Regions from separate parts of the Mus musculus genome. Here regions 1 and 2 are each linked to region 3. Evidence: chromatin loops called from intact Hi-C (ENCODE). Cell type or tissue: left cerebral cortex. All regions are shown on one strand. Region 1 has its middle 11 kb from the start of Gm24285. Region 2 has its middle 140 kb from the start of Gm24285. Region 3 has its middle 19 kb from the start of Gm36827.

Region 1 (8,000 bases), 180 kb before region 3:
TGCTCAGGACAGGTATAGCTGGGTTTTTAGGTAGATCTATTCCCAGTTCTCTGAAAAAATAATGAATTACTAATCCAGAATGGTTATACAAGTCTGTACTCCAACCAGCAATGGAGAAGTGATCCTCATGCTCTATCTCCTTGCCAGCATGTGCTTTAGCTTGAGTTTTTGATCCTAGCCATTCTGATGGGTGTAAAGTAGAATTGCAGAATCATACGTGTCCCTGATAATTAAGGTTGTTGAACATTTAAAAAAAAATATCTTGGCCATTAGAGATTCCTGTTGAGAATTCTCTGTTTAGCTCAGTACCCCATTTTTAAATTGGGTTATTTGGGTTGCTATGTCTAAATTGTTGAATTCTATATATTTTAAATATTAGCCCTCTGTCATAGTTAGGTTTTCTACAACTGTGAAGAGGTACTATGACCAAGGCAACTCTTGTAAAGGACAACATTTAATTGGGGCTACCTTACAGGTTTAGGCTATTCTCATCAAGGCAGGAAGCATGGCAGCATCCATGAAGGCACCATGATGGAGGAGCTAAGAGTTGTACATCTTGTTCTGAAGGAAAATAAGAGAAGACTGTCTCAGGGACAGCTAGGAAGAGGGTAACCAATCTCACCCCATAGTGGCATACTTCTTCCAACAAGGGCATCCTTCCTAATAGTGCCACTCCCTGGGCCAAGGATATTCAAACCACCACACCCTCTGACAGATGTAGACTTGAAGATTTTTTTTTAATTCTATAGGCTATTTTTTTGTCCTATTGATAGTGTCCTTTGCCTTAAAGAAACTTTCGAGTTTCACGAGGTCTCATTTATTAATTGTTGATCTTAGTGCTTTAGCTGTGGATGTTCTCTTAAAAAATGTCATGGAAGAGGAATCCCCAATTTCTGATCTCATCCAAATAAAATCTGCAAAAAGAAAAAAAAAAAAAAAAAAAATGTCAAGGCTATTTGCCACTTTCTCTTCTATTAGGTTTAATGAATCTGGTTTTACATTGAAGTCTTTAATCTACAAGGACTTGAGTTTTGTGTAGGGTGATAAATATGGATCTGTTTTCTTCAACATGCAGACATCCAGTTAGAACAGCAACATTTGTTGAAGATGCTTTCCTTTTTCCATTGAATAGTTTTGTCTTCTTTGTCAAAATCAAGTGTCCATAGAAATGTGGATTTATTTCTGGATCTTCAATTTGATTTTGCTGACCAACCTATCTGTTTCTATACCAATACATGTAGTTTTATTACTATTGCTCGATAGTACAGCTTGAAGTCAGGGATGGTGATACCTCCAGAAGTTCTGTTATTGTACAGGATTGTGTTATCTATCCTGAGATTTTTGTTTTTCCATATGAAGTTGAGAATTGTTTTTGCAATGTCTGTAAAGGATTGTGTTGAAATTTTGATGGGAATTGCATTGAATCTGTAGGTTGCTTTTAGTAAGATGTCCATTTTTATTATGTTAATCCTACCAATCTATGAGCATATGCGATCTTTCCATCTTCTAATATCTTCTTCAATTTCTTTCTTCAGGGACTTGAAGTTCTTGTCATATAGAACTTCGTTCACTTGTTTAGGATTACACCAAGATATATAATATGTATAATTACTCATCTCATTTATCATTGTATAAAGGAAGGCTAATTATTTCTTTGAGTTAATTTTGTATCTAGCTGGAATGTTGAAGATGTTTATCAGCTGTAATAGTTCCCTGGTAGAAATTTTTGGGGTCAGTTATGTATACTATTATATTATATGCAAATAGCGATACTTTGACTTCTTTCTTTCCAATTAGTATCCCCTTTATCCTCTTTAATTTTTTATTGCTCTAGGTAGGACTTCAAGTACTGGATTAAATAGACAGGGAGAGTGTGCACAGACATCTCTTGTCTTTGATTTTAATGGAATTGCTTTAAGTTTCTCTCCACTAATTTAATGCTGGCTATTGGCTTGCTGTATATTGTTTGTATTGTATTTAAGTATATGTATGGTATCATTGATCGCTCCAAGGCTTTTACCATGAAGGGGTGTTGGATTTCACAAAGGCTTTTACATCATCTAATGAGATGATCATGTGGTTTTATTCTTTCAGTTTGTTTATATGGTGGATTGTGTTGACGGATTTTCATATATTGAACCATCTCTGCATCCCTGGGATGAAGCGTACTTGATCTTTTGTATTTGAGTGGAATGTTCTGTAGATGTATGTTAGGTCCATTTGATTCATAATGTGAGTTAATTTATTTATTTGTCTGTGTAGTTTCTGTCTCAATGACCTGTTTATTGGTGAGATTGGGTGTTGAGGTCCCACACTATTTATGTTTGGGGTTCAGTGTGTGTTTAGCTTTAGTAATGTGTACCCTCTTTTATGGATGTGGGTTCTCTTGCATTTGGAACATAGATGTTCAGAATTGAGATGTCCTCTTGGATTTTTCTTTGATGTGTATGAAGTGTCTTTCCCCATCTCTTATGATTACTTTTGTTTGACAATCTATTTTGTGAGATATTAGAATGGCTACTCCAGCTTGTCTTGGGTCTGTTTCCTTGGAAAACCTTTTCCTACCCTGTACTCTGAGGTAATGTCTATCTTTGTTGCCAGGGTATGTTTCTTATTTGCAGCAGAATGATGGGTCCTGTTTATGCATTCACTCTGTTAGCTTGTGCCTTTTATTTAATTTCTGTTATTTTGATGTTGGTAGTGGTACAGTGTGTATGTTTCTATTCTTTTGGGTTTGCTGCTGTGGAATTGTTTATTTCTTGTGTTTTCTTGAGTGTAGTTACCTTTCTTGTATTGGAGTTTTCCTTCTCATATAATGTATAGGTCTGGATTAATGAGAAGAAATTTTTTATTTTTGGTTTTGTCGTGTAATTTATTGTTTTCTCTGTCTATGGTAATTCAAAGTTTTGCTGAGTATAGTAGACTGGGCGAGCATATCTGATTTCTTAGAAACTGTGAGACATGTGCCCAGGTCTTTCTGGTGTTTAAAGTCTCTGTTGAGAAGTCTGGTATAATTCTAATGGGCCTGCCCTTATATGTTACTTGGCTTTTGTCCCTTGAAAGTTTTTAATATTCTTTTTTTGTTTTGTTTTGTTCATTTATTGTTTTGATTATTATGTGGTAGGAGGATTTTCTATTTGATGTTCTGAAACCTTGTATGTTTATAGGCATCTTTCTTTAGGTTAGGAAAATTTTCTTCGGTTTTGTTGAAGATACTTCTTGGGCCTTTGAGTAGGAAGTCTTTTTCTTCTTCTATTACTATTATTCTTAGGGTTGGTTTTCTCATAGTGTCCTAACTTTCCTGGATGTTTTGTGTTAGAATTGTTTTAGCTTTAGCATTTTCTTTGACTGATATATCAATTTCTTCTATCATATTTCCTATGCCCAAGATTCTCTCTTTCATCTCTTGTATTTTGCTGGTGATGCTTCTATCTGTGTTTCCTGTTCTCTTTCATAGGCTTTCCACCTTCAGAATGCCTCAGTTTGTGTTTCCTCTATTGCTTCTATTTTCATTTTTCAAGTGTTAGACAGTTTTATTTATTCTCTAACCTGTTTGATTGTATTTTCCTGTATTTATTTAAGAGATTCATTCATTTCCACTGTAAAGGCCTCTATCAACTTTATATATTAGATTTAAGGTTATTTTCTCACAATTCAGATCTTTTAGGATATCAAGGGCTTACTGTCGTAAAATAGTTGGGGTCTAAGAATGCCACATTGCCCTGACTTTTGTTGATTGTGTTCTTATGTTGTCCTGGAGCCATCTATTTCTAATGTTGTCAGGCCTGGCAGTCCTTGATAGGAGCAAGTCTCTGGGGCTGCAAGTAGAGCTAACAGTCCCTAGTGATAGCAGGCCTCTGGGATTTCAAGTTGAGTTGACTGTTCTGGTGTCAGCAGACTTTCAGGTATGTGGACAGAGTTGGTGGTACCTGATGGTTTCAGACTGCAGATTGTTTGGGATAGGGGAGGGCCCACAGGGATGCAGGTAGTGTTGGTGGCCCCAGATGGTTTCAAGCACCCTGGATTGCAGGTTCAGGTGTGGACCAGAAGATGGAGCACAGAGGTGACAGAGCAGACCTCAAGACTTCTGGCCTTGCCAGATGACCCAGTAGGCAGAGGCCAGAAGGACCAGAAGGTGCTTGAGGACCTTATCTGTTATCCTTGGGCAGCAGCAAGCCTCCAGTGATGCAGGTGGAGCCATGGCCCAGGAAATAGAGTGCAGAAGGAACAGGGCAGAGTTTGCCACTGCTGAGTTTGTCCAGAGGGTCCAGCTGGCAGGGAATTGGGATATAGGGTTCTCACCTGGTGGTTCCTGATTGCTACAAGCCTCTGGGATGTGGTTAGAGGTATGGACTGGAAAATATAGCACAAAGGGGAAAGAGCAAACTTTATGGCTGCTGGGCTTTAATGAGGATCCAGCACATATGGGCTTGGTGCTTGTGGATCTCAACCATTTGCTCTGGGTGACAGTAGGCCTCCAGGGTTCTAGAATTAGTTTCTAAAATGAAGTAAGATCAGTGTGAGCAAATGCTAGTTCAAGCAACAAACTGATAAGGCTGCTTTTAATATTTACCTTTATCCTTAAATTTATATTAATCTTATTTGAAAATGATCATATAGCTTTGTCACCTATATATTTATGGTCAAGACATCCAAGATCCTTCCTTATGGCCTTTTTCAATGTACAGTATAGAGATGCTACCTATAATCAGTGCTGCGTGGAACACACTGAGCTATCTACTCCTAATTATACCTCTTTGCCCATGGAGCATATCATCTATATTGTTCTGGAGAAAGTTGTAAACTATGCTTGCTCTTCACCAGGGGGTGCTGTTGCCATCTGAAACAAAGCATGTGGCTACTTCCAAGTAGAAATTTGTTTTGGAATACACATTTGTAAGAACACAGCCCTTCCCATTTCCCCCTCAACTTCTTCTTTTCTGCTATTTTTCCAGCAACTCCACCAAAGTACTCCATATTGTCTTCATGGTATTTTATGTCATCTAACATTAAAGTTAGTTGAAATCACTTGTTTTAAATATTAATAGTGACCATGAATTATGAACATATAGGTGATTCACAAGATGCTACAGGTAAGCACCTACTAAAAAGTTTGACACACTGAAATACATGTGTGTATTTACTTAATTTTAACCATGCAAAAGTTCAATCTGGTTATGATACAATGTCCTATGTATGAATGAATAACTGTAATTTTATAGATAATACAAAGGTGTGGGATAGTATGTCTTTTGCCTGTGACATTTAATTTTTATATTCTAATGGGAAGATAAGTAAACTAACAACATCATGACTTATGATGGAATTTGAATCAAGGCTGTGATAGGTGATAATCACTGCTATTTGACTGGATTTAGAATGAACTCATCAATTGTGGCATACATCTAGGTATGTCTACGAGGGGTTTTCAGAAAGGGTTAAGAGAGAATAATAATCTATTTTAAATATACATCACTATCTATCTATCTATCTATCTATCTATCTATCTACCTATCTAACTATCTATAATGACCTGTTTCTTGACTTGTGTAGAATATAGGGCTAATCCACTCAGAGTTAGGTACTTATTAAACTCTTGTGCTTGTGGCCCTTAAATTTGGCTTCCTAGATCTCATTTGTGGCTCTACCACTTATTCAAAGAACATTCAACAAGTTAGTCATCATACAAAGTTTCCACATGTTTAAAGTGGTAAAATCATATCATCTTTCATGAGCTAATCAGTTCTCACATCTGTGAGAAAACACCTGAGAGAAATATCTTAAAAAGAGGACTGGTTTATCTGGCTCTGTTGCTTTGGAGTCTGTCTAAAAGCAATAAATCATGGTGGGCAACATTTGGGACAATAAATATGCTTACATCATGACATCCTGGAAGCAAAGAAGAGAGAAGAGAGTCAGTATATGGCATTCCCATTAAAGCACATCTCTAGTAATGATAATGTAACTTTCTTCCGAAAGAATCAGTGTCCTAAGGTCATTTCTGTCTCCTGATAGTGTTGATGGCTGGAGACCAAGCTTTTAATGCACTTGAAATCTAAAATCCTACATGTAGTCATAGATTTACTGGTCCTTGGGTACCGTAATAACTCAATCTGGTTATTATACCATGTCCAATGTATGAATGAATACCTATATATTTTAAAGTATACACAGATAGGTGATAGTATATGTTTTACCTGTAAGATTTAGCTTTATATTCAAATGCAAGGACTAAACAGACTCTCAGCAGTGTCAGTCCTGATGGAATTTGAAACAAGACTTTGATAGGTGATCTTTATAGGTAATTTGACTAGATTGACAATGAGCATGCTTGCGGGTATGTCTGTGAGGACCTTTCAGAGAGGGTTAAGGTAGAAAGATGATCCGGATTTAATCAGAAGCTTAGCAGACAATTCCTTCCAACTGTTACAGTTTAAAGTAGAAATGACACCAACGTGGTTATTTCTGTGTGTTGGATAATTGCTTGTTTCATTTCTAGAACCATTTCTTGCTAGTCTGAGTGCTACATGTGAAGAAATAAGAATGTGGGTGAGAGTCATTTTGAATTCCAGTGTGTGTGTTACCATAGAAAGACTGGTAATAATATTTGCAGTGTGATTTGTGAGGACCAAGCAGAACAGTTAGCCTTCCTCATACCACATAGCCACAGGGTAGATAGAATCACACAGCAAGAGATTGAGATTCATATCCATCAAGATTCCATGCTGTAAATGTGTGGGCCATGTCGGCAGGGATGACTTTGTGGGTAGGTGGAAAGTATTAATTCTGATCAGTAGGATTGGGCTTCTCAGAAACTCCCCTGCACATTCTCCCGATCTCTTCTGTGTTGGTCTTTGCTATTCACCAGACACAGTGTTGCTATTCACACCTCATTTATTGCATTTCAATCATGAATTGTTATTCTAGCCATGGAGAAGGAGCCTAGAAAGTTTATTAAATTTAAAGATTGATGAATGTTGAAAGTTCTACAACTGCTTTGCAGGTTTCAGTTTTAATAACTAACAGAGACGTATGCCTCAGATGATGTTGCTAGACGATACAGGACTGGTGAAAACAGAGCAGAGACTTCCAGTTAAAGTGAACAAAACATTACTTTGCTATGCTCTAGGATTGTTGGGGAATAAACAAGACTTTTTTCAAAAACAAATCCATCCCCATAATGTTATTTGGATTTGGATAAGCTCTCTGAATTTTTCTTCCAATACCTAATAGACACATTATGTATTATGTTGTAGTGCTTACTGGCTAACACCTTTGAGAATCAACACTCAGTAAAGGAATTTTCTGGTGAAGATCTGAGCCTGTGTGACCTCCTGCAGTGACCAGTGTTGTGAACATCTTTAATGACCAGCATTGTGATCCATTGGATTAGGAGCCTGTCTTCAACACATGAATGAAAGCTTTTAAAGAATAAAACTAATCAAGGCTCTGGGGAAACATGCACCTACTCTCTGCTAAGGTTTTGTTTTCACATCCCATAATTTGACTGATAGTATTTCTGTTATTTTGTAGGTGAGTAAATTAAAAATGCTTCAACATTTATTCCAACTCTGAGACAGATAATTTTGTTTTATAATGTACAATTACATATTTTGAAAAAGAAACCACACTTGTGGCCTAAGAGTTCTTCCAAGAGGTTACTGCTTCATTTATGATTTTTTACTTGTATTGTGAAATACTATCTAGAGCTGAGAATGTATCATTTTCTTTTATTATAGCCATGTTCTCAGGGTTAGAGAAGGTTAACACTTTAGATTGTAACAGTATCTTTTGAGGACAGAAAAGGATAGAAAATTTTGCTTTTTGTCACGGATGCTTGCTTAACCAAACCATTATGAGTGTCCGTATTATAAATTTATAATCCTAAATCTGTGTGTCATGTTCAAATATAGTCTACACCCAGCTTTCTTTGCATTTGGCTTTGATGTAGAGGACTAGGAAAGCATAGGTCTTAGTTGCTTCAGTGTCTTGAGCATGTG
Region 2 (8,000 bases), 320 kb before region 3:
TCTGTCCTCCCTACTCATAATTACCTTATGCCTGGAAGTCTTTTCTAATCCATTAAATATTTATATGAATTCAATTCGTTCTTAAAATTCAATTTGGTCTTCTACATCTACCTGGAAGCCTTCAAGTAATCTGTCTTGAATTATCAGATACTTTCCATCTTTTACTCAACATAATACCTTTTATTCATTTATATACTTGTTTGACATGCCACTGAAGATTATTTGCTCCATCATTCTTACTCAATGTGTTTAAGAAGTATTCTTTCAGACATGGATCTGAAAAAGTGCAAAAGTGCAATGAATTTAAGTTTGGGGACTAAGGAGTCATAATCTCATGCTTGTGAGGTTGTTTTAAAAGGTATGTTACAGACTATAAAATACTATTATAAAAAGAACTATTTTGAATATTTAAATATTAACAAATGGCATGTTTTTGTTGGCTATTATATCCTTACATTGTAGTGAGTCTTAGCCAAACCAAGCAACAGTTAGTTGGTAAGTTATTCAGCCTCCTTTTTCTTTATAGAAAAGATGAATGCTAATGACAGTCACTTAATGTGTTTAGTAAACTAATAATGTACTAATGATAGACAGAATTGTATCCAGTATACAAATCCAGAATTTAATCAATTATATGTAATCAACACAAATACTTTAAAGTATTTTATAATTAGTAAAATTAATTTATTAATAATATTTAAAAAATAATGAGACTTTTACTGAGGTTAGCCTATTTCCATCTGTGGAGTCCAGCTTATAAAGAATGGGGCACTGTGCAAAGCAATTATCTGGAAAATCATCTTGCATGTGAATCTAGCTCACAATTCTAATTCTTGGGCTTATTTTGCTTCTGTCTATGAATATTTAGTTTACTACATCACATGAAAATTGTAAAGTTCCTACAATATAACACTTTGTATGTTGCTCATGTTTAATAGTAGAAGCCTATCTCTTCCTCTTTTTATTTATAATTAGTTATTATGTTTAAAACTGTTTAGTCTGAATTTTACATTAACTGGACTATGTGGACCACGTAAGTTGAATTCTGCAGAAAAAGCAGAAAATGATTTGTTAGCATGCTAAACATCTGCCCAATTCTGTGTAAATAGCCAACTATTTCCCAAAATTCATTTTGACATTGAGGTTGCTACTGAAAAATTCTCGTTTAGCACTGTGTGCATATTCATGGTATTAATAGAGAACTTTGTCTTATCTATGCCAAGGCTGCTTTAATTAACTTGGATTGTAGCCAAAATACATCAAACCTTTACAGTATTATGGTGCAGGCAGTTGGCAAAGGAACTTGGCTATCACATCTTATCTATGTATGTACTTTTAAAATTAATAAACATTTGCATGGACTTTATCACTTAAAGTCAGCCACAGTCTCTCCAAATACCCTTTGCTTTAGAAAAGTGCAACGTGGACTTCTGGGAATACAGAAGGTGATTTGTTATATGAGTTGCATCTCTGTATGCTGTGATGAAGTATTTTACAGAAACAACTTCAGGGAAGAGAAGCTTATTTTTACTTTCAGTTGAGAAGACACAGAGCATAGTAGTAACTCTGTCCATGGACTGTTCACATCTTGGTGGATCAGCAAGCAGTGATAGAACCAGAAACCCAGTCTGCCTATAGCCCTCAATGTCTGCCTCAACTTTCCAAAGCTTCGCCACTGGGGATGGGGTGGGGAATGACACCAAGTATTCGACCAATGAGCCCGTGAGGGACATACTTCATTTAAAAGGCAGTAAATTTTGAATACCTGTAAAATTTGACTATAACTACTTATTTCCTTATACTTTTTGTAACTGGTATGTTCTTACAGTACACAAATGGATGCATCATTCAGTTTTTGCTCAAGTTTTAATTAGAATTTCGCTGGGCTAAAGAATCAGATACTCAGATGTTTCCCAGCTTTTCCAAATCCCAGAATGTGTAAAATTTCTCATTATACATTTAATTTTGAATTAGCTATAGTATTGTTTTTGGTAGTTAGAAATAAATGCTATGTCTTTCCATCATTGGGGAAATCTATGATGTTTAGAAAATGTTTTATTTTCTGAGTATATGCTTTGGAGATCAACGTGCTCGAAAGGGAACAGGATGGCACGGCGAAGAGTACCATCTACTTAAACATCACAACAAATTTCACGACATGATTGTTTTCACAAAGCTTCATTAGGGTATTAGTCATATGCGATGAAAACACGCAACTAAGTATCTAACACTGGCTATCACATTTGGCCAAACTTAAGACTCACCTAGGGATAAATAAAACTTCTGCCTGTTAACATCATAATGTCTTGGAGCAAAGTTGCAGCACTTTGATTTTTAAAACTCTTGAGATGATTGGAATGCCTAGTCAGGTTTGTGAGTTACATGGACGAATACCTTGCCTTTTCCTGCCATGTTCTCTTCTGGCATATATGTAACATCTGTATATACTCACGTACATGCATATATACTTGTATACACACACACACACACACACACACACACACACACACACACATATATATATATATATATATATATATACTTGTATATATATACATGCATATACATACATATAAGTGCATATATACTCAGAGATAATGAGATGTCACTTAAGGTTTGCATTTGATAATTATACCCTGATAATAATGATATTTATTGTCATGAAGCTAATTCCGTGAGAAGTGCTGTCCACTCTTACTAGCTGTCTTAATGTATAGTCTCTTGCTTACGCTTCATCATACTTATGTGGTGCATTTGTTATTCCCATTTTAGTGGTAATGAATGTGAGCAAAGTGATGGCGAAATCCTTGCTTAATATCACACTACTGTGAAATTTTAGAGCCAAAACTCCTAATGGACTTCAGGCATGCTTTTCTATACAGTCTTCACAGTTTTCTAATTAAGTGGTAATACGTAGGGGGGGGGAACCCATCAGATGATCAGATAATGGAGCAGGGTGGTGGGAGGGTATAGAGGACTTTCGGAGAGGAAACTAGGAAAGGGGATAGCATTACTATGGAAATGTAGGTAAGGAAATCAGAGATATCTACTTCTGTTTGTGCATTAACTGCTATAATTTACTAAATAATGCACTCTATGCTTTATTGTATTTCTGAAAAGCAAATAAATGTAACTTGGTTTAGAGAATAAAATCTAACTGTAGGCAGAAAGCTTAGAGATGACTTGGCAGTTTCTGATAAACAAGGAGGTTTCTTGTTTAGGGAGCATAGCTTGATACATCAAGTTTGCTTTCCATAAGGTTCTTTGAATTCAGAAAAATGTTTAGTTTGGATAATATTCCACAATTCCTGTAGATGGCAGCAGCTTTCTGTCATTGGGCCTTTGGTCTTGGTGAGAAGCACTTTTGGTTGGCAATCTTCTGGAAATTGCACATAGGAAGGTAATTTGTGATTGCCAAGTACCAAGCAGAGGTATATTTTTTATTTGGTTTTCCAAAAGCAATTTCCTGATATTTGTTTTGAAAGACTACCCAGTTTCCTACATTTGAATAAGGATTGAATCATATTTGTCTGGATCTAAAGAATAAAGATCAACCAAGTTCAGGACATTCTTAAGAAAAGTAGCATTTGTAAGCATTCCCTTATCATTCCTGGAAACTACAAAAGGCAGATGCATGCTCTTTAAAAAAAACAAACAAATAAAATAAAATGACTTGCATGGTTTATATGGAATTCCAAAAGCAATGATCCAATAAATTTACTAACAGTTCCAGTAAATTTGCTTCATGGATCCTGCATCCGATGATTGCCTTCTGCTCTTAGCTTTTTCTGCCTAATATACCATGTAATACGGTTCAAATCAAGAGTTTTATTTGTCAAATCATTCACCGGAGCAGCCAGTGAAATCTTTTTCTCTGTGTAAGACAAATCAAAGCCACTGGTGGTTCTGTTCATGTGGCTTCCGAAAGGGAAAAAAAGCCATTGTGTTCTTAATGGCCTTTAAATACATCTACTTAAACCTTTCCAAAGTTCCTTATTTTATGTTAAATTACATATGAGTATTCAGGCGGATGTAGCTGAGAGAACTTGTGAAGAATATAATTCTTGGATTGAATAACTGGTATTGAGAGGAGGAGATATTTTGATTAGTTATTTCAATACAGCTAGGACATTAACTCTCCAGGCTCAAACACTGGGAACTTTCCCAGCCATGTTTGAATTTAATGAAATGTTGATTCATTTTCTGAATCTCATCCTTCATGGAACTTGTCCAACTCAAGACATTTTGCCTAAGCTATGTTATGGAAGCTGTTTTCTGATGTCTCTAAAAAAACTGTGTTAGTGGTCAAGAATCCACATAAGTTTTGTGAATTAGGAAACCTTGTGCAAAAGTTGACAAAAACAAAGAAACCCTTCACTCCATCAATAGATAGCAGATGTTCTTTTTGTTCAAACAGATCAGAATTGAAGAAGCATCCTACTGTATCAGCTGTACATCGTTGTACATTCCAGGCACCCACAGGACTGTCAGACTAATTACAGGGCAAATCCCTGGAGTGCCTTTATTTCCTCTTACTTTTAGGATCAGTTATATAAAGTTAGCTCCCATGAACATAAATTCTAGAGTCCTCTCCTCTCATTTGGTCTTATGGATATGAATGTCCATTTTGTTTGGTCAACTTTTGAAGAGGGTCCCAAATTCCAGACTTTAGCTTGCATGGAAAATGCTTTAATCACTGTGTCATCTCCCCAGTCTAAGAGCTAAAGTTTCTATAGGTTGGGACCCACAAGGCATTATTATCCATTTTAAATTGCTCTCATTAACTTATAATTCATTGCATGGATTTTTTCAATACATATTTCCGTGCCCACTTTATTCAATATGGTAGTTATGAAAGAGATAGTTTCTTTGACCCCCAAAATTTAGGTTCTTTCAAGGGCAGTAGACTTATGCAACTTCTAACAATGACTTCCCAAATAATTTTAAAAACATGAGCACTAATTCCACAGAATAACCATAATATTTATATTGAATAACAGACATGAGACTCCAATATTTTATAACTTATATGTGATCTATGTTTAGGAGAACAATTCTATAAAATTTATTTTATTTAAATTAAAATAAAAATATGATATATGCATGATGATGCATGAAAGTTCCACTTTTATATACAGTGACCATAGAATAATTCAAACACCAAAATAGGGAGGAACTAGAAAAGTTGTCATGTTCTGTGAGCATAAATACAGACATAGGTGTGCCATAACCTTTTACATCACTCACAAATGTGAGGTAGACATATCTATTTAAATGGAGAGGATGTATTCATCTTTAGAAATTCACACACCTCCTGCTACTTAAATAAACTAAACCTTTACTTTATTCATGAGCTACAGCAGAGAATCATGAGACCGTATCATGAGCCTCAGTTTGTTTATAACTGTGAAAAGGTTTCAACAGTGACAAAAGATGTCCATAGGATATCCAAGTACTAAACTGTTTTAAATAAGAGGCTGGGTATCTGCAGATTTGTTGTTCATGGGGCCCCTACCTCCTATAAATAGGGAGTAACCACTGTATTATTTAAATTAAAGTCATTTACTGCATGTTTCTAAAAGCTAGAGAAGTAATTTGAAATAAAACAAATGTCTGAAGGGGTAAAAAGGTTTCATTTCCCTTGATTGTAGCCCGTTTGTACATGTTTCTGTGTGAGTTAAAGTTGTTTGACACAAAGTTACACCCACAAAACTTCTAGAAAATACATATTAACAAAGAAAAGTTATCTTAACTTTGTTTTGTGTGTACTTCCCAGAAATCTCTCCACAAGAATCTTTAAAAAGGTCCTCGGATATCTTAGACACAGGCACACACAAACACATGCACATGTACATACACCCACTCACACACACAGACACACTGCACACCACATACACACACAAACACACACACACACACACACACACACACACACACGGTATACAGATGTTTGTTTAACATAGGCAGATTTGAGAATGTTTTGTGTGTATTAATGATGAGAAATATGCTTTCAGTCATATCCACGCGTTATTGTCTGCTGTATTAAAACATGAGGTTACTGATGGTGTTGAATGAAGAAGACAGTTTGTTGCATTGAAGAAAATAATCATGAAAAGATTTACTGGATCTTTGAACCCATAAAACATTATTATTAGTATTATGCAAAGGAGAGAGACCATCTGTTCTTTGTCTTCACCAAAGCCAGAACGTTAGGAAACAAACTACAGCATGAGGTATTTAGGTTAGAATAATTGAGGAATTTTCTGACAGGATTGTTAAACACTGAAATGAATCAGAAAGAAAGGTTGTGAAATCTTTTTAGACTCCTTTTATTCCCTTGCTAAATGGTGTGATTTATGTTTGGTGTCTGCTAGTTTCTCCCTGAAGCTCAGAGGCTTCTCAAGGTACACATGTTTCTACATATGATTTCATGAAGACTTATTTCCGAATACTAATGTCAGAGGGAGACATGAAAAGCTAATGATCAAATAACCATCAAGATTTGTTAAGCTTTATTGGGCAGTAAACTGTATGTAGAGGAATTTGAAAGCATTTTCTCATTTGAGTAAAGCACCGTTCCAGGCAGTACAGCCTATAAGGATGTACTGTACAGATTGTGTGAACAGATGGTGATGTCACACAGCAAATTGCCCATTGTTGGCAGCAGATTTCCATATTTCTTAAATTTCCTGAGAGGGTTTGCAGAAGAATCACCCCTTCAGCCATCTTTCTCTTATTGTGAGAAAACCAGAAATGCTGGGATGAGATTTAACCAAGTCTCTGTGCACCCGTCAATATCATAGACAGCTTGACCCTTAGGGACCACTTGCTTCTAAGATTCTATGCACACACCAATCATTATGGCTGAGCTTAGGTTTACAGAAGGATTTGGAGTCTTCAGCAGGGTGAGAGCTGTGGTTCTTTCCTCTAAGTGGCTGAACACACTTGTACAAAAGAAGGAAGTAGAGGAACTGGCTTAGTCATATTCTGGAGGTGGGTAACCCATATTTTTAATAGTTCTAGATTTCTGAATCTCCAAATACAAATACCTGTATCCTTCTCATTCTGTTCATCCTCTTTGTATCTCCATTTCTGTCTCTCTGTTTCTGTCCCTCTCCTCTCCTCTGTCTCCTTTTTCTTTCTCATCAAACTCTTTACTTAGTGCTTTCATAATGGATAAATCCTAAGTGTTACCAGAGTGTGTCAATCTTGACTGATGAAACTTTTTATTGCACTTCATACATGCTGCGAGGTTTTTAATTGTAAACTTTAGCAACAGTCCTGAACCTTGATTTCACAACCACGTAAGCTTGCCCAGAATGTCACCAATGGGAATGCAATAGATGCAGTGTAAGTCCAACAGGGAAAAAAACAATGGTGAAAATATGGAAGTTAGCAAAGAATTTGCTAAAATCCTTTGAATTGATGAAAAATGACGACCACTTCTTTTCCTTCCTTCCTTCTTTACTTTCCTTCCTCCTTCCTTCCTTTCTCCTTTCTCTCTTTCTCCTTCCTTCCTTCCTTCCTTCCTTCCTTCCTTCCTTCCTCCCTTTCTTCCTCCCTCCCTCCCTTTCTCTCTCTCTCTCTCTTCTTTATCATTTTCTTCTTTCTGCCTTTCTTTGATAAAGTTCTCAGATACACCTTCCTCTTCATTAGGGCTTCTTGAACCCCTGTGACTATTTCTGAATTCATTTCAAAGTCCTTAAGTGAAAGATCACTGAACAAGATGTCTAGAACACTGAGTGCTAATCAGAGCTTTCTACTGAGTCACCAACACAGACCTCAAAACTGAAACACATTTTATTCATGCTTTGAAGTTGTTTCAAACGTTCTTATTTCAAGTAAAGCAGTCAAAAACAACACAGAAAAAAAACCTATAAAGCCAGATATTTCCATGGTTCGGGTACCTTACAGATTGCAAATTAAGCACCTTGTTAAGAAAGGAATAAATAATTTCTAACTTTTATCACTATCTTCTTGGCTTAGCTTAACATTTAAAA
Region 3 (8,000 bases):
AATAAAATAGAAAAAAATATGATTTCTCTAAGTTAATGGGATTTTACAAAATTGAGCAATTGTGGCCCATTGAAATAGACAGTGGTTATTACTGCCACTCTAAAACGGCATAGGCACATTCTTCAATAGGAATTTCATTGTAGGATGAGAACCTTCCAAAAATTTGTTTACACACACACACACACACACACCCCTTATAATGTAACAGTAGGAAAACTCTTATACGAACATATCAGGGAGTTATTAGCTGAACTTAAAGATAAGCTTACAGGAGAAGCTGTATGGTTAAGCAACAGAATTTCTTATTTTTAAAATTAGTGAATATGGAATTAGTGAATTTCATATTTTTAGAACTCCTTAACAATCTATTTGTGCTTAAAAACCCCAGCAAATAAGTTCTCTGGCCTTTGTGCTTTGCTGCAGAAGTATTCTTTTTTAGTTGTTCCCATGGTTTCCATAAAATTTGTGCATGATTCTTCATCTTTAATCACTTATATGCACACACACACACACACACACACACACACACACACACGCACATCCTTTTTCTCTCAGATTTAGAATTGATCAAACTCCAAAGACAGTCTATTAACTATAGAATTTAAATGAAGCCATTTCTATTCTTCTTCTTCTTTTTTTTTTTTTTTTGCACTTGGTTATCTTTTTTCATTTTTTATTCTTTATTTTATTTATTTACATTTCAAATGTTATCCCCTTTCCCAGTTTCCCCTCCACAAGCCCCCTATTCCCCGCTCTCTCCCCCTGCCTCTATAAGGGTGCTCACCCACTCACCCACCCACTCCTGCCTCAGCAGACTAGAGTACCCCTATCCTGGGTCATCAAGCCTCCAAGGGGCTCCCCTACCAGTGATGCCAGATAAGGCAATCCCCTGCTACATATCCACCTAGAGCCATGGGTACTCTCTGTGTACTCTTTGGTTGGTGGTTTAGTCCCTGGTAGCTTTGGGGGGTCTGGTTGGGTGATATTATTATTCTTCCTATGAGGTTGCAAACCCCTTCAGCTCCTACAGTGTTTTCTCTAACTTCCCCTTGGGGTCCCTGCACTCAGTCCAATGTTTGGCTGTGTACATCTTTATCTTTATTGGTGTGACTTGATTTCTATTCTTACAAGTAGCCTATAGTAAAAGTTTTGGTGCAGAGCTTTGATATCATTCATGCAATAGAGAGAAAGAAAGCAGAAAGAGGGGGAAACATGTTCATACTGTATTATCTCTGGATTCTTTTGTCATTTTCAAATGAGCCTAATCTTAATGACTGTAAGACTTCTGACAATGTTCTTTAAAACAACATAAGCCGACCATGGTGGCACACACCTTTAATCCCAGCACTCGGGAGGCAGAGGCAGGTAGATTTCTGAGTTCGAGGCCAGCCTGGTCTACAAAGTGAGTTCCAGGACAGCCAGGGCTATACAGAGAAACCCTGTCTCGAAAAACCAAAAAATAAAAAAATAAAAAATAACAACAACAACAAAAATCCACAACATAAAACAAAACAAAACACCTGTAATAGCATGGATTCCAAATTGAGCACAAAAATCCATTCTGAGCTTGGAAAACGAATTAGAATCATGATTCCAATTCTTCTTCTGATCAAATGTTAAAATGAGAAGAGATCACCAAATAAGAGAGTAGGCAGATGCTGAGTCTGAATTATTTTGAAATCCTAAACAAACCCCACTACAGAGGCCCAGAGCCAGGTTCCATGTGCTATTCCACATGCTCTGTGGGTCTGTGACTTGCTCCAGCAGCTGTTGTCAGCATTTCTCAGGTCTGTCCTGAGCTATCACCAAGAGGCATCTCTGTGAAGACTTGCCTTCTGCCTCCACCATATGTCCTTGTCTAATCCCAGAGTAAGTTTCAGTGTTACTAACAACCCTCAGGACAGTGTCCTGTGAAGAAAGCGCACCCCTCCAGTGCTTGCGTTGCTATGGTCATTGACATCATTAGTTCTGTAGATTCCTGGCTCTTTGGAAGCCTTTGGTTTGAGAAATGGAAGGAGGTGGTTGTATGCAGACTGAGATCGTGTGCATTTGAATGGTCGCATTGCTGTCAAACTTGCCTTCTGTGCTGCTGTTTTCTTCTTCTCCTCCTTTTCCTTCTTCTCCTCCTCCTCCTCTTTCTCCCCCTCCTCTTCTTCCTCCCCCCTCCTCCCTTTTCCTCCTCCTCCTTCTTTTTCTTCTTCTTCTCCTTCTTTTTCTTCTGTGTTTCAAAGATTGGTAATATTGTACATCTTGAGTATTATTCTCAGAAACCCTCCCGAATATGATTCATCTGGCTGATAGATTACTTTCATTTCCTAATTTGATATATATTATATAATTTGAGAATGTGCCTCATACAGTTTCAAGAGCTTCAATGCAACAACGGAAACAAACATCTGGACCCATTTTATCAACTTGCTCATTCCTATCTTAAATGAGAAAATAGTATATTTTTAATTGAAAATATATTTTTTCATAAAATATATTCTATTATAGTTCCTCCTCTCTCAGCTCCTCCCAGATCCTCCCTATCTCCCTATACACAAAATCAACATCCTTTCTTGCTCTCTCTCTCTCTCTCTCTCTCTCTCTCTCTCTCTCTCTCTCTCTTAAAGGAGAAGGTAGCATATTCTTTTACAAATATTCCATCCCACAGATATTGGTTACATCCATTTATAGAATCAGAAGCTTATAGGAAAACAGCATGAATGCCACAACCATGGAACTGTTCAGTGTAATATCTGCATGCAGCCTATAACAACAATAACAGTAACAACACTCTCCTGATTTGGGTGCAAATAGAAACCAAATGGGGCTTAATTCTCATTAATCAAAGTATAGGGAGATTTTCACTGCATTATCCATCCTTACTTCAGCCTAACTCTCATAAATTTGTAAGTGACTGATTATTGACACCATACAACTTGCAACACAATAGATGGAATTATTGATAATGCCTATGTAGGAACACATGGGACTGACCTAAATATTTCCAAGCTTTATAGTATTAAAGGGGGAGAAATAAAATAGCCTTGGCTCATTTTCCTTTCATTCTCCGACTTGACAGTCCACGTGAGCATTTTCCTTCTCCCCAGACTGTCCGTCATTGGGCAGTGTGCTTTGCTCTACGGACCTCACACCTTTTCATCCCTCATCCCCATCTAGCTTTTACTCCGAGGCTCTAGAACTCTGAAGACTTGTTTACACTTCTAAAGTGTGACATTTCCTTCCATTCAGGGGAATTCAGTTCAAAGTGGTACTCTCTACAAAAAACCACAGAGTCGAAATTACGATCAAATGATCCGTTTTCTTGGACCTCAATCTCTTCTTGTACTAAAAAGAAAAAAAAAAAGTCTTGACAATCAAAACAGACGGCACCTGTCCTGCTTGTAGCTTCGAATAAGCACGTGTAAAATGTGACTTCCGTAGACTGTGACAAATGGCCTATCACAGATCAAATTACTGTCCTAGAATATTTACCGCTTCAGTAGCATGAGTTGGTCAGTAGATGGCACTGTTTGTTACATTAAAAAAGAATCGCTGCCGCCTGAGACATCACCTGATCAGGATAAGGAAGGGTAGGAGGGGAGGCGACCCTGCTCTCACAACAGAAACTGCGTTGATTTCTTAGAGGTTAAAGTGACCTTGAAAAGGATCCCAGCACATCTCTCTGGTTTTTCAAAAGGAAAGTTCTATTTTGGATATTCTCAGAGGGGTGGATATTTTTAACGCACTTCATTTACCCCTTTCAAACGGGAGCTACTCAAAAAATTCTGTATCCGAATCACATCTTTTTTCAGTGTTCTTGTCTTCAGTCCTGAGGTGAATATAGAACACTTCTTTACGGTTTCTTCCTGAAAACTCTGCCGAGGTCTTGAGGGAGGTTCACTAGTATCCGACATAAGCCTTTTGTGCTTCCTTGGTCCCTCTAGTCTGTTTCTCAGACTGTACATCAAATCTGCTCCCTCTTGAATTCTAATATGCCATTCAGTCAGGCCCACTATACAGCATAGTATCTGGATGTATACCTTATTATTAGATAATAAAGATATGTGAATGTTGACAGGACACAGAAGATATTCAGGGTATTTTTATTGGCCCCAAAGATTTCCAATCTTTAGAGAAATTGATCTATCAAAATGAACGGAAATAACGTAACTACAGAGTACAAAATATTGACTTCAACCATTTTAAACCAACTGTCTCTTTTCATCTGATTCTTATTTTTCTATGTTTTCTTTTTCTTTTAATATTTTTATTAGGTATTTTCCTCATTTACATTTCCAATGCTATCCCAAAAGCCCCCCCCCACTCCCCTACCCACCCACTCCCCCTTTTTGGCCCTGGCGTTCCCCTGTACTGGGGCATATAAAGTTTGCATGTCCAATGGGCCTCTCTTTCCAGTGATGGCCGACTAGGCCATCTTTTGATACATATGCAGCTAGAGTCAAGAGCTCCAGGATACTGGTTAGTTCATATTGTTGTTCCACGTATAGGGTTGCAGATCCCTTTAGCTCCTTGGGTACTTTCTCTAGCTCCTCCATTGGGGGCCCTGTGATCCATCCAATAGCTGACTGTGAGCATCCACTTCTGTGTTTTCTATGTTTTCAATGTAAGAATTTAAAGTATTTTCAAGTAAACATTCAAACTAATTTGATATATATATATATATATATATATATATATGTAAATATATATACTGGATCATAAGATATCATCCATTTTTTTAAGCGCTGGTGTTTTCTCTGCTACATTTTAAATCTCACAGAAGCATGTAACTTTTTATATGGCATCGACCACAAGAGTTTCACAGTACATACTTGATAATGCTATACAATGGATGCTTACTAAGCATTAGTTGAATGATTTAACAAATTGTTCCATTTAAGCTAACTATCATCCAGAGCATTGCCAGCTACTTTCAAGATATAGTTTTATTAACTGTCACATCACCATTAAGTTCCTGTATTAAGTCTTTACTACACTGTGCCAAGTCTATAATTTTCCTTTGACAAAGTAAAAACAAGCCTTGAAAAATTAATTCTTCAAATTATGAGTGTATATAGTGCAGCAAATTATTCTGTATAATTTTTCTGAGCAAAATATTGTTATAAACATTTCCATTGTATTTTCTTACAATTAAACTTTAGTTATTTTAATTCATTTGGAAATATTTAGGGTTTAATTTTAAGGATTTTTTCTCTTTATTGAGTTTGCATTATTTGTACTGTTGCTGTTTAGGCTGCCACTTTAACTTTGCTAGTGATTATTTTTATTCATTCATTTTTGAAATTAAGTTTGTTCACTTTATTTTATAGTTAGTGTTTTGTCTTTACGTATGTGTACCATATGTGCTCTTGTTTTCTGCAGTGGTCAGAGGGGGGATTGGAGCCAAAAGTAATTGTGAACCACCATGAGGGGCCTGGGAGTTGAATTCTCTAAGAGTAATAGGTCCTATTAACTACTGAGCTGTGTCTCCAGTCTCTCTCTCTCTCTCTCTCTCTCTCTCTCTCTCTCTCTCTCTCTCTGTGTGTGTGTGTGTGTGCATGCAGATATGTCTTTGTGTTTGTGTGTGTGCGCGCATGTTCATGTGTGCTAACCTACATGTATACCCCCTGTATGCAGGTTCTGATGGAAGCCAGAAGGAGTTAAGAAGACATCGGACCTGTAGTTAAAGCTGGTTGTTAAGCAGCCTGATATAAGTGCTCGGAACTGAGCCTGGATAGTTGGCAATAACAGCAAGTATTCTTAACATGTAGGTTACCTCTTCTGTCTCAGCTACTGGTTATTAACTATAGAAGAGTGAATACATTGTAATTTTCCTATGCAGAACCCAGAATTTTATCACAAAAGATACCATGTAAGATCATTAACATGTGATTATTGAGTACGCCTATTATGTGAGGAAATCACTTGGTATTCCGTACTATCACTTGCCGTCCTGTGAATGTATTTAAAACAAATAGGTACTGTCTCTTTGGGGGAAAAAAATTGATACAGATGACAGTAAATACCGGAAACAGTATTTAAATTAGGGAAATAGAATTTAAAACCACAATGTGATTCCCCTGTGGAGACTGAGGTGGTAGCAGATCCTGCAGGAGATGTGGAATTACTTCCTACAAAGCTTGTGCATATTTAGAATCATGTGGCTACTCTGGCAAGCAGTTTACTGTGTCTTGAAAACTAATGTGCCGTTAGCATATGGGGCAGTACTTACCTCGCTATGTGAGGTGATTTCTCAGACAATGTGGAAGAGTGTCATGCTGTGAGGGAAAAGAAACAATGTCTAAAGGTCACATGCTGTATGATACCATGTAACGTGCTTGAATTGATAAAATTACAGAGATGGGGAATAAATTAGTGGTTGTAGAGGTTACAGATGGTGGTGGGGGTGGGCACTGTCATGTGGCAGTGATATAAAAAGGTAGCAAGGGGGAGAAAATTAGAGGACATTATGTTAAGAAAAATAACTCAGTCCCCAAAAACCAAACTGAGCTGGAGAGATCGCTCTGTGGTAGAACACTTGCCCTGTATGCTTGAAGCACTTGGTTCAGTTACAAGAACCACAGAAAAGAAAAAAAAATGAAAAGAAAATAGAACAAAAACAAATAAAGGAAGGAAGAAAAACGGGAGAAAAAGAAGGAAGGATGGAAGATGGACAGACAAATACTGCCTGCTAACACCTTCATGTTTTAACTAAAATTTATCTTCCATAGTAGGGAGTAGAATGGTAATGGTGGGAACCTGGGAATGGTGTGATGGTCTCATGGAAACAAGATAATATGTAAGTATATAACTGTATAAAGTGAAATGAAATCTCAGTGGTAATAGAACAGTTCAGTATTTTGAGTGACATGGTCACGCTATGAATATATTTAGGGAAAAAGTGTCACACTACACTTATACACATACACAGACACACAATACACACAATATACAGATACACACATAAACACACACATACACATGCATACACACATATACACATAAACACATACACATGCATACACACATACAATGCATACACACATATACATTCATACATATAAACTTATACACTCATACATTTATACATTCATACACACACAGACACACATGCACACAGACATACACACACACACACACACACACACACAGAGAGATACACACACATACACACATTCTAGCACTCTCAGTGTCAACATGTCCTATCTTGAATCTGTACTATGGTGTGTAAGTTATAACTATGGGTGAAAAATACATTCTGCTTTTCTATACTGCTTTCACGCCTTCCTGTGAATCTATAATTTCTAAAAGTGGGTGAACATTTGAGTCATTTACTGGCATGTTGGTGTAAATTCTAAAAGAGGCAGTTTGAATTTTTATTTTTTTTTCTTTAATGCACTCACTCTCTTATTTGATACACCACAACTCTTTTCTTCTGGTGAACTTGCTTTAATGTTAAATAGATCAGTCTTTCAGAGCAATCTTTCCAGCTTCTAACATAGTAAACAGATAGGTATGCAGAATTAGTTATTTTGCAATTTTTATAGTTGATGACAACAATTAATTTGGAATATTCTGAGGTTGATTGAGAAAGGGGCTTGCTTATTTTAAAAGGAGTATTTTATGTGGAAGATAAGTATTTAAAATATCCTATTTATTAGAATATAATAAATGATGACAGAATGATGATTATCTTTGGGGGGTGCTATTTTAACTGAGAAATTATTAAAGTAGAATATCTGCTCGCACTCCTCATGGTGCACTTAAATCTGCAGAGGAAGAGAAACTTTGAGGAATAAGTCTGCCGTGATCTCACATCAAATGACAGAGTCTCCAGACAAATGCTTCAAAGTCTCGCTTGGTGCACAGATGTAACTAGAAGCAACCTGACTTTACTGAGATCAGTTGTCACCAGCTCTAAAGTACCCTGACTTAGGGTCAGAGCACAGAAAGGAGGAAGTTGAATTCTCCTACTAAAGGACTCTGGAAAGTCTTATTCTAGAATAATGTTG

The links. Peaks named below come from ENCODE experiments on the same cell type or tissue, not always from the same donor. Only the 100,000 strongest peaks of a DNase experiment are listed, where the experiment ranks them.
Region 1: a loop joins it to region 3, with 9 times the contacts of the local background. A loop is called at or near these places in 12 of 42 quality-filtered maps.
Region 2: it touches region 3 in a loop (8-fold over the local background); 8 of 42 quality-filtered maps call a loop at or near these places.

Annotation. Positions count from the first base shown.
Region 1 is chr10:57,180,597-57,188,596 of GRCm38, reverse strand. No RefSeq gene overlaps it. Among named protein-coding and RNA genes, the nearest start is that of Gm24285, 11 kb to the right of the region's middle. In left cerebral cortex, a CTCF peak has its summit at 4,822 (motif pointing right); a DNase peak (open chromatin) is centred at 4,844.
Region 2 is chr10:57,312,611-57,320,610 of GRCm38, reverse strand. No RefSeq gene overlaps it. Among named protein-coding and RNA genes, the nearest start is that of Gm24285, 140 kb to the right of the region's middle. In left cerebral cortex, a CTCF peak has its summit at 3,314 (motif pointing right); DNase peaks (open chromatin) are centred at 3,332 and 6,603.
Region 3 is chr10:56,997,039-57,005,038 of GRCm38, reverse strand. No RefSeq gene overlaps it. Among named protein-coding and RNA genes, the nearest start is that of Gm36827, 19 kb to the right of the region's middle. In left cerebral cortex, a CTCF peak has its summit at 3,503 (motif pointing right); a DNase peak (open chromatin) is centred at 3,528; H3K4me3 peaks cover 371 bases; H3K27ac peaks cover 527 bases.